Regions from separate parts of the Homo sapiens genome. Here region 2 is linked to region 1. The links are chromatin loops, found by intact Hi-C in ENCODE. Cell type or tissue: B cell. All regions are shown on one strand. Each heading gives the region's core, and the rest is flanking DNA. Links, peaks and the distances in the headings are about the cores only. Region 1 holds the start of ENPP7 (ectonucleotide pyrophosphatase/phosphodiesterase 7). Region 2 overlaps TBC1D16 (TBC1 domain family member 16).

Evidence for each region. Peaks named below come from ENCODE experiments on the same cell type or tissue, not always from the same donor. Only the 100,000 strongest peaks of a DNase experiment are listed, where the experiment ranks them.
Region 2: it touches region 1 in a loop (16-fold over the local background); 3 of 110 quality-filtered maps call a loop at or near these places.

What each region holds. Positions count from the first base shown.
Region 1 is chr17:79,725,693-79,731,066 of GRCh38, reverse strand. ENPP7 (ectonucleotide pyrophosphatase/phosphodiesterase 7) reads right to left here and starts at 124. Exons shown (of 6, transcript NM_178543.5): 1 at 1-124. RefSeq lists enhancers at 1,325-2,284, 2,166-2,460, 2,367-2,486, 2,285-3,245. In B cell, for the core only: no CTCF peak of the experiment used is centred there; a DNase peak (open chromatin) is centred at 2,316; H3K4me3 peaks cover 577 bases.
Region 2 is chr17:79,994,741-80,000,114 of GRCh38, reverse strand. All of the region lies in intron 3 of TBC1D16 (TBC1 domain family member 16), which reads left to right. Among named protein-coding and RNA genes, the nearest start is that of TBC1D16, 38 kb to the left of the region's middle. In B cell, for the core only: no CTCF peak of the experiment used is centred there; a DNase peak (open chromatin) is centred at 2,894; H3K4me3 peaks cover 1,171 bases; H3K27ac peaks cover 1,525 bases.

The sequences.
Region 1 (5,374 bases), core at 56-5,055:
GTCACCCGGGCTGATCTCATCCCGTGCGCCTTTGGAATGTGGCTGTGCACATCCCCGGGTCGAACCTCGGGAGTGGGCTCCCCAGCCGTGTCAGTGCCACCCCTGGTCCCAGCCTCACGTGCGTGGGGTGGCATCAACTTGAGCATCTGCCTTTATTGCCAGCCGCGCCCTTGGTGCTCCAGGCTCCTCCCCTCCCTCCCCAGAGTGGGGACAGTGACCCAGGGCTCAGAGCACAGCAGGAGCCCATTCCACTGGGAAAGTCGTGCCCTCTCCCTCTCCCATAGCAACAGGTGGTCCCTCTGTCCCAGCTCACCCTGACCCCAGGGGACCCAGGTGAGGCTGGGGTGGGACCCCCTCTCCAGGCCTTTAGTGGTGCATGGGCCTCAGGCCTGCCTGGGTGAGGGCCTGTGGGGTGGGCTTCCCATGGTCAGGGCCAGGACCAAGCCTGGGTCACAGCATGGCCTTGTCCGGGGGGAACCCCAGGCTGGGTGCCTGTTCTCCTCCTGGTCCTGTTAAGGGGCTCCTTGAGCGTGGTGAGCAGACCGGGAACCGGATGGCTCCAGACCAGCGTCCTGTGGGCCTTCCTTCTTGGGATGCTTCCTTCTTGGGATGCTTCCTTCTTGGGAATTTCAGAGGGTGCCTGGGGCTCGGACGTTCTTGCTTGATGACAACAAGGGGTCAGAAGAGGGGGACTCCCTTGTTACCATAGGCACATGAAGGGTGGGAGAGGAACCCCTGGATTCAGTGTGCGGTTCTCCCTCCCTCTCCCCCATCTCTCCTTCCCCTTCTCTTATTTTCTCTCTCTTTCTCTGTCTCTCTCCCTCTTTCCTTCCCTGTATGTCTCTGTCTCAGTTCCTATTAAGCACGTTCTGTGTGCCAGGCATGGTTCTAGGTTCTGGGGACACAGAAGTGAATGAGACAGACAATGTTCCTCGTGGCCTCCATTCGAGTTGGGGACACAGAAGATAAAATGAACAAACAAGAAAAAAAGAGTTTCCCAAAAGAAGGGAAGGCAGGAAGACGTGATGGAGAGGCTGGCGGGGTGGGTGGGCGGCACGCAGTGGTGGCTGGTGGGGTTTCGCTGAGAGGATGGTGGAGGCCAGTGACTCTGGGGGACCATGAGCTAGGGGAGCGGGCATGGGGCAGGTGGCAGGGGTGGCAGGGCCAGTCCCGTAGGGCAGGTGGCGGTGATTCTCATGCCAGGCAGTGGAAGCCAGGCGGGGGTTTTAAGCAAGAGAGTGACATGAACTGATCTAATGCTAAAATATACTCTCCATTTGTGGGTGAAGGATAGACCAGAACGAGGGCAGAATGGACACTGGGTGCTCCCTGGAGAGGTGACTGCCTGTGTCTGAGCAAGAGCTATTGGTGGCCCGGACCAGGGTGGTGGCTGTGGGATGGGGCTGGGTTTGAGGCGGATCCTGGAGGTTTTGCTGGGAGGTGGTGCGCTGGATTGCATGGTGGGAGGTGGTGCACTGGATTGCGCGGTGGGAAGACGGAAGGGCATGGTTGGAGGTATTGTCACAATTTCAATCTGGAGCCACACACCTGCCGACAGTGGCCCCGGCCTTCCTTAAGACCTTTGGCTGGCTGCAGCAAGCAGACGCCGTCTCGAAGCGATGGCCGTGGCACTCAGATGACACCGCAGACGCCGTCCACAGCCTCCCCAGGCCAGCCAGCCTTTCCTAACCCAGGTGGGCAGGGACCACTGGTACGGATCCCCGGCTGCCCCTGCCTGGCCGACTGGAACACACTCTCAAGGAGGACTCCGTGCCAGTGACCCCTCTTCTTCATGCTTCTGTGCACCAAAAGCTGAAAACCAGGATGGAGCGACTGCCCGGTGCCTGCAACCACCGCGTGGGGTGCCTGCTCTGCAGGGCTGGGGCTCAGGGCACCCAGAGGTTTGGCTCCTCCCTGGGGAGCACAGACCTTGGGGAGGGTAAGGATCCCTGTGAGTCAGGGACACAGGTTACGATGCACGCACAGGGGGAATGCAGGCGGCCTCGGGAGAGGAGATCGGGCTTTGCTGGCACCAGCGTTGTGGGAGGCCCACAGGATGCATGGAGCCAGGAGAGAGGGCGGGAAGGCTTCAGGCAGAGGGACCAGGCATGGAGGAAGGGAGGCACCGGGGCTCCCGAGAGGGTCGACCAGGAGGAGCCTGTAGGCCGTGGCGGAATCTGGATTTTCCGCTGTGGCAGAGCTGGTTAGTTGTCCCCTAATATCTGTTCTCCCCTCTTTCCATGATAAGATGGCTGCTAGAAGAAAGACTACATTTCCCAGCATTCCTTGCAGCAAAGCAGGGCCACGTGACCACATTTTGACCAATGGGGCAAAAGGAGAATGTCTTGTAGCAGTCCCAGCCTCTTGCCGGAAGCTAGCTTTGCTTCTCTTCTTTTTTGATTTTTTCCTCCATCTGATGCCTCTGGCTGGCAAGCCACCCTAAGCCGCCTGATGAGGGGCTCCCCGGGGATGGCCGGGGTGCACAGAAGGGGCCTGGTCCCCAGCGTCCTGTGTAGCTCAGCTCCAGGCTGCATCCTCCCGGGGAGAATTCAACACACTCTGCCTCGTTGCAATTTCCATTATTTGGGTTTCCTGTCACTCTCAGCGGGACCTAGTTCAAGCTGATAATAGAATTCCAGGCCTGGGGGGCATTGCTAGGTTTAAGCAGGAGCTGGCTGTGGGGTGGGGCTCGAGAGGGCCGCCAGGGAGGCAGGGCCTGAGTGAGGAGCCGAGGCAGTGGTCCAGGGGCCTGGCCAGGCCTCGGCTGGAGTGCATTTGGGGTGTGCTTGAGGCCGGCGCAGATCTTGGTGGCTCGCAGGTCTGGGGTCCGTGGTTCTGCAGGTTCTCCTGTCGGCCCCTGGGGTTGTGCGAATTCCTGGTCCTGTTCACCCTCTTACCTGCCTGGGCCTGGTCTGGAGATGGCATGAAAGGTCTGCTCCTGCTCCTCTCAGGACATCCCAGCCATGCTTGGGTAACTCTTCCTTTGGTTTTTGGCTCTGTACCTCAATCCCGCTTTGCTGGGGAGCTCCTTGGGTCACCCCACGTATGTTTCCATTTTCTCTGCGATCTCATAGAGCACTTGGATGGAAAGGGTGTGCGGTGGTTGATTGTAGCTCGTGGCTACAGGACATTTCCTTCAGTCCGTGGGCACTGGGCAATAGCCACGATCTCACTGAAGCTTGGAGGTAGTTCTTGAGGTAGGACTTAGTACAATCCTCAGTTTACAGGTTGGAAACTGAGGCAGAGAGCGGTTAAAATCACTTGGTGACTGGAGGAGCTGAGCTGGAACCCAAGCGTTCTGGCTTCCGAGCCCCAGTGTTCAGCTTCAGCTGCTTCAAAAGGCAGCAATTTACCAGCCTTTGTTCACTTGGGATTCTATTGTCAGGCTTTGGGTCTATTGACAACATTTTATTTAAAAAATGGTGTAGTCCAGCCTGGCCAACGTGCTGAAAACACATCTCTACTAAAAATACAAAAATTAGCTGGGCATGGTGGTGCGCACCTGTAATCCCAGCTACTTGGGAGGCTGAGGCATGGGAATTGCTCGAACCTGGGAGGAGGAGATTGCAGTGAGGCAAGATCACACTACTGCACTCTAGCCTGGGCAACAGAGCGAGACTCTGTCTCAAAAAACAGAACAAAACAAACAAACAAAAATAATGCAGCTGTGAGTATCTTGACACCACTGACTTTTTCCTTTTCTTTCTTTCTTTTTTAACCTTTGCCTTCTTTCCTTGGGGTACAGTGCTTAGAGAAAGGTTATTGGACAAAGGATGGAAAAGCTACTTGGCTGTTATGATCAGATGGCTATCAGGTGACAGACCCTCTTCTCGACCTAACTCTACTCCACTAAGCCTTCAAGGCGCTGACCTTGGGCTCTGTCCTCGGCTTCTTTAGTTCGGGTTTAGCAAGAGTCCTGCTGAGTCAGTTTAGTGGAAATCCTATGTGATCACCCTCAGTATTTGATCAGATTCCTCATCCTCCACTCTCGATATCTTGTTACCCTGGCCTGCTTTCAGGAAGATTTCTGCTGAGTTGGCCGAGTAAGCATCCCGTCTCCTCAATGTCTCCTCTTAGTCATTTTCCACCCACCCGGCACACTTGCTCCTGGACTGCATGTCCTACTCGTCCTTGGTAGAGTGAGACTGAGCCCAATCTGGCTCTCCTACAGCTAAACCCCATTGTGGTAGCCCCCCTGGAATAAGGTCTTCCTACCTGTCTTTAACAAGAGTCATGAATACTTTTTTTCTTTATTTTAAAAATTATTATTGTTATTATTTTTTGAGACGGAGTCTCACTCTTTTGCCCAGGCTGGAGTGCAGTGGCATGATCTCAGCTCACTGACACCACGCCTGGCTAACTCTTGTATTTTTAGTAGAGACAGGGTTTCACCATCTTGACCAGGCTGGTCTTGAACTCCTGACCTCATGATCCACCCACCTCGGCCTTCCAAAGTGCTAGGATTACAGGCATGAGCCACCGCACCCGGCCATATGATTATTATTTTTAATAGAGATGGGGTCTTGCTATGTTGCTCAGGCTGGTCTTGAACTCCTGGACTCAAGCGATCCTCCCACTTCAGCCTCCCACAGTGTTGGGATTACAGGTGCGAGCCATGACTCCCGGCCAAATGTTTTTTCTTTAACACAGGAAAGGTTGAAGCAGTTGATAGCACCAGCAGCCACGAGTTAATGTAAATATCCCCTCTGCCCCACCCCGTGCTACCTTTATTGGGTTTTATCTTTTTATTCCTTTTCGATAGTGTCATAGGCGTGTAAAGATATCTTAAAGTATCAAGCCAGAGAAACTGGGAGATTTTCCATGTCATGATTTCTTGTCTCTAACTCCCCATGTGAGGACTTTTATTATCCTCGACCACTGATTAAGTGGGTTCTTCAGCACTGAATTTTGTGTGTGTGTGTGTGTGTGAGACAGGGTCTCGCTCTGTCGCCTAGGCTGGAGTGGAGTGGCATGATCACGGCTTGCTGTAGCCTCTATCTCCCGGGCTGAAGTGATTCTCCTACTTCAGCCTCCCGCATAGCTGGGACTACAGGCGCACACCACCACACCTGGTTAATTTCTTTTTTTCTTTTTTTTTTTTTTGAGACGGAGTCTTGCTCTGTCGCTCAGGCTGGAGTGCAGTGGTGCGATCTCGGCTCACTGCAAGCTCAGCCTCCCGGGTTCACACCATTCTCCTGCCTCAGCCTCCAGAGTAGCTGGGACTACAGGCGCCTGCCACCATGCCCAGCTAATTTTTTTGTGTGTGTTTTCAGTAGAGACGGGGTTTCACCGTGTTAGCCAGGATGGTCTCGATCTCCTGACCTCTTGATCCTCCCGTTTTGGCCTTGCAAAGTGCTGGGATTGCAGGTGTGAG
Region 2 (5,374 bases), core at 56-5,055, 270 kb before region 1:
AGAGCTCAAGCCTTCAGCACAAGTGATGGCTGAGCAGTGACTCTGGTTAAAAACAAAAAGCAAAAAACCAAACACAATCAGGGCCCTGAGAAACTCCTTGTTTCTGTCATGTCAGTTGCTCCTCATGGCCCAGCCTCGTCGACCCCTAGAGCTGAGCGAGTGAGTCTGGTCAGGAGTCCCAGACAGGTTGCTGGGGCCCCGGCAAAGACACTATAGAAATGGGCTTCCAAAGAGACAAAAGAGATTGTGTTCATTTTAGAAATTCGAGGGTGGCCAGGCCTGGTGGCTCAGGTCTGTAATCCCAGCACTTTGAGAGCCCAAGGCGGGCGGATCACCTGAGGTCAGGAGTTCGAGACCAGCCTGGCCAACATAGTGAAACCCCGTCTCTACTAAAAAGTACTAAAATTAGCCAGGCGTGGTGGTGGATGCCTGTAATTCCAGCTACTCGGGAGGCTGAGGCAGGAGAATCACTTGAACCCAGGAAGCGGAGGTTGCAGTGAGCCGAGATCACGCCACTGCACTCCAGCCTGGGCAACAGAGTGAGACTCCATCTCAAAAAAAAAAAAAAAAAAAAAAAAAAAGAAATTTGGGGGAAAGGCAGAAGGGAAATATTTGTGATCTTTGATCCCTCTGGTGTTGCCGTTATCATTTTGGTTGGTTTTCTTCCTGGACTTTCAAAGTTGGGAATTGTAATTGTCTATTCCAGGGGTTGGCAGGTGGGCCAGACAGCAAGTATTTTCTGCTTTGGGGGCCAGATGGTTTTGGCTGCAGCTTTTCAATTCTGCCCTTGTAGCATGGAAGCCACCACACAATGTATGTTAATTGGCATGGCTGTGTTCCATTAATTTTTTTTTTTTTTGAGACAGTGTCTCACTCTCTCGCCCAGGCTGGAGTGCAGTGGTGTGATCTTGGCTCACTGCAACCTCCACCTCCTGAGTTAAAGCAATTCTCCTGCCTCAGCCTCCCGAGTAGCTGGGACTACAGGTGCCCACCACCACACACGGCTAATTTTTGTATTTTTACTAGAGATGGGGTTTCGCCGTGTTGGCCGGGCTGGTCTCAAATTCCTGACCTCAGGTAATCCCCCCGCCTCGGCCTCCCAGAGTGCTGGGGTTACAGGCGTGAGCCACCGCGCCCAGCCCCATTCACGTTTTATTAAGGATACTGAAAGTGGAATTTCATATAATTTTCATGTGTTGTGAAATATTCTCCTCTGGATTTTTTTCAACATTTAAAAATGTTCAAAACCATCCTTCACATGAAACCTGCACGCAGGTGTTTGTAACCACTTCATTCATACGGGCGCGGTGGAAGCAGTCAGGATACCCTGTGGTGGTGGGTGGATGTGCGAACGGTGGCGCTTCCCTGCAAGGGAATATTGTTTATGGATAAAAGGAAATGAGCTGTCAAGCCTTGAGCAGATGTGGAGGATGCTGAAATGTACATTGCTACGTGGAAGAAGCCAATCTGGGCCGGGTGCGGTGGCTCACACCTGTAATCCCAGCGCTTTGGGAGGCCGAGGTGGGTGATCACTTGAGCTCAGGAGACCAGCCTGGGCAACATGGTGAAACCTTGTCTCTACAAAAAAAAAAAAAAAAAATTATAATAATAATACAAAAATTAGCCGGGCATGGTGGCTCACACATGTAGTCCCAGCTACTTGGGGGGCTGAGGCAGGAGGATTGCTTGAGCCCAGAATGCGGAGGTTGCAGTGAGCTTAGATTGCACCACTGCCCTCCAACCTGGGTCACAGAGTGAGACCCTATCTCAAAAAAAACAAAAAACACCAGTCTGAAAAGGCTGCAAGCTGCATGATTCCAGCTCTAGGACATTCTGGAAAAGGCAAAATTGTGAAGACAGTAAACAGATCAACACCTGCTGGGGGCTCAAGAGGAGAAAAAGATAAATGGGCAGATACTGGATTCCAAAGGCAGCGACACTATTCTTTTTCCTTTTCTTTTCTTGTCTTTTTTTTTTTTTTTTTTTTTTGAGACAGAGTTTTGCTCTTTGTGCCCAAGCTGAAGTGCAATGGCACAATCTTAGCTCACTGCAACCTCCACCTCCTGGGTTCAAGCGATTTTCCTGCCTCAGCCTCTTGAGTAGCTGGGATTCCAGGCTCCCGCCACCACACCCAGCTAATTTTTGTATTTTCAGTAGAGACGGGGTTTCACCACGTTGGCCAGGCTGATCTTGAACTCCTGACCTCAGGTGATGCACCCTCCTTGGCCTCCCACAGTGCTGGGATTACAGGCGTGAGCCACCGCGCCCGGCTGCAGTGACACTATTCTGTGTGAGGCTGCAATGATGGACGCCTGCCACTGTGTCTCTGAAACCCCATAGACTGTACAACACCAAGAGTGAACCTAGTAGAAGCCCTGAACGTCAGTTATTACTGATAATGTATCAATATTGGCTCATCAGTTACAGCAAATGTACCACGCAAATGCAAGACATTAATGGTATGGGAAAGTGTGTACATTGAGGGGAAACTCGCTGTACTCTGCTCAGTTTTTCTGTGAACCTAAAATCGCTCTAAAAAAGAAAGTCTATTCATTTAAAAAAGTCTTCGTTCATGGGCTGTACAGAGGCAGAGGGCAGCCTCAATTTGGCCCTCGGGCCATGGTTTGTGGATCCCCCGGTTTAGGCTAACAGTGCCCAATAGAAATGTAACGTGAGCCACCTCTGTGATTTAAAATTTTCCATTAGCCACGTTTAAAAGTTTTTATTTCGAAGTAACTACAGGAAGTTGCAAAAAAAAAAAAAGTACCGGGAGGCCCTATACACCCTTCACCCACTTCCCCCCATGGTGACATCCTGCATAGAAGCATAGTACACTCTCCAAACCAGGAAATTGAGGTTGGTACAGTCCACAGGTCTCACGGGTATTACAGGCACCCATCTGTGCTTGTGTGTTTAGAATCCTGTGCCACTGGGATACATGTAGCTTCCGGCAACTACTACCACTAGCTAGACGCAGAACCACTCCCCCACCGCAGGGTTCCTCCACGCTGCCCTGGCACAGGGCAACCACTCCTCTGTAAGAATTTTACGTAACTGGAACCCTGCATGATGTCAGCTTTGAGATGGACTTTTTTTGGTTCAGCATCATCCTGTGAAGCTCTATCCAAGCTGTCCTGTGTGTCAAGAACTTGTTCCTTTCTACTGCTGAGTAGCAGCACCCCACGGTCCACGCGCTCACGGACTGATGGACATGAACCATGGCTTCCCATTCAGGGGCGACTGTGAATAAAGCTACTAGGAACATTCATGTGTGGGGTTTTGTTGGAACCTAAGTTTTCGTTTCTCTAGGATAAATTCCCACAAATGCACTTGCCGAGTCATATGTGGATTGATTGTGTGATTAGTTTTTTAAAATACGTTTTTTATCTAGTAAAAATAGAGACAGGGTTTTTGCCATGTTGCTCAGGCTGGTCTCGAACTCCTGGGCTCAAGCAATCCTCCCGCCTCGGCCTCCCAAAGTGCTGGGATTGCAAGCGTGAGCCACCGTTCCCGGCCTATGTGCTTAGTTTTTAAAGCAATTGCTAAACTGTTGCATAGAGTGGCTGGGCCGTTTTACACTCCCACCAGAAATTTACGAGTGCCTTGTTTCTCCACATCCTCATCAGTATTTGAGGTTGTCACTATTATTTTTTTTAAGCATCCTGATGGGTGTGTAGTGACATCTCATTGTGGTTTTAATCAGCATTTCCCTAATGGCTCGTGATGTCGAATATCGTTTTGTGTGTTTATTTGCCATCCAGGTATCTGATTCTTTGGCGGAAGATCTCTTTGTCTCTTAAGCATCTTCTTATATCTTAATAATATATATCGAAAGGCTTATGGGGACAACCTTTGGTTGGAGGATTTTGGAAAAAGTCATAATATGATTTATTGTGGCAACCAGAAGCGATAATATTGTTCTAGTGACAGGTAACAACCTGCTTTTTTATTCCTGTTAATACATGATTTCTTTTGTGACTGTAATAAAACAATGTATACAAACGATTCACTGCAATGAAGACAGATACCCAAAGAGACAAAGAGACATCGTCTAATCCATTTTTTGTTTGTTGACTACTGAGTTTTGAGAGTTGATTATACACTCTAGAAACTAGTCCTTTGCTAGATATGAGGATTGCAAATATTTCTCCCAGTCTGTAGTTCTTTTTTTCATCCTCTTAACAGGATCTTGCACAAAGCAAAAGACTTTAATGTTGATGAAGTCCAGGTTATGAGTTGTGCCTTTTATGAATCATACTTTTCATGTCAAGCTCAAGAACTCCTGACCTAGTCCTAGATCCTGAAAGTTTTTTTCTTTTTTTTTGTTTTTGAGACAGAGTTTCGCTCTGTCGCCCAGGTTGGAGTGCAGGGGCGCGATCTCGGCTCACTGCAAACTCCGCCTCCCAGATTCACGCCATTCTCCTGCCTCAGCCTCCCGAGTAGCTGGGACTACAGGCGCCCACCACCACGCCCGGCTAATTTTTTGTATTTTTAGTAGAGACGGGGTTTCACTGTGTTAGCCAGGATGATCTTGATCTCCTGACCTCGTGATCTGCCCACCTCAGCCTCCCAAAGTGCTGGGATTACAGGCGTGAGCCACCGCGCCCGGCCGATCCTGAAGGTTTTCTCCTGTTATTTTCCTAAAAGTTTTACGGGGTCGAGGTTTATTTATTTATTTATTGCCTATGGATGTGCAATGACTCCCGCGTCGTTTGTTGAAGAGGCTGCTCTTCCTTCATTGAGACGCTTTGCTCTTTTGTCCAATATCAGTTGGGCATATTTGTGTGGGTCTTATAGGTACAATTTTTTTTTTTTGAAACGGAGTCTCAGTTTGTCACCCAAACTGGAGTGCCGTGGTGCGATCTCAGCTCACTGCAACCTCCGCCTCCTGGGTTCAAGCAATTCTCCTACCTCAGCCTCCGGAGTAGCTGGAATTACAGGAGTGCCTCACCACACTCAGCTAATTTTTGTATTTTTAGTAGAGATGGGGTTTCACCATGTTGGCCAGGCTGGTCTTGAACTCCTGACCTCAGGTGATCCGCCTGCCTTGGCCTCCCAATGTGCTGGGATTACAGGCTATGAGCCACGGTGCCCGGCCATAGCTACATTTTTACAAGTCAAAAAACAAAAAGAAAACAAACAAAAAGGTGAAAATTTTTGTAAATTACCCAGCTTGTTCAAAATAGTATCATTCCAATGTGGGATCAGTATACACGGCCGCCGATGGGAAGTGTTTTACATTCTCTCTGTTTACCAAGTCCTGGGAATTTCGCGTGTACTTTACACCTAGACCACGTCTCAAGTGTGATGCCACATGTGGCTTGGGGTCACTGCCTTGGCCAGCACGAGTCTACACAGATTGGCGACCTGCTTT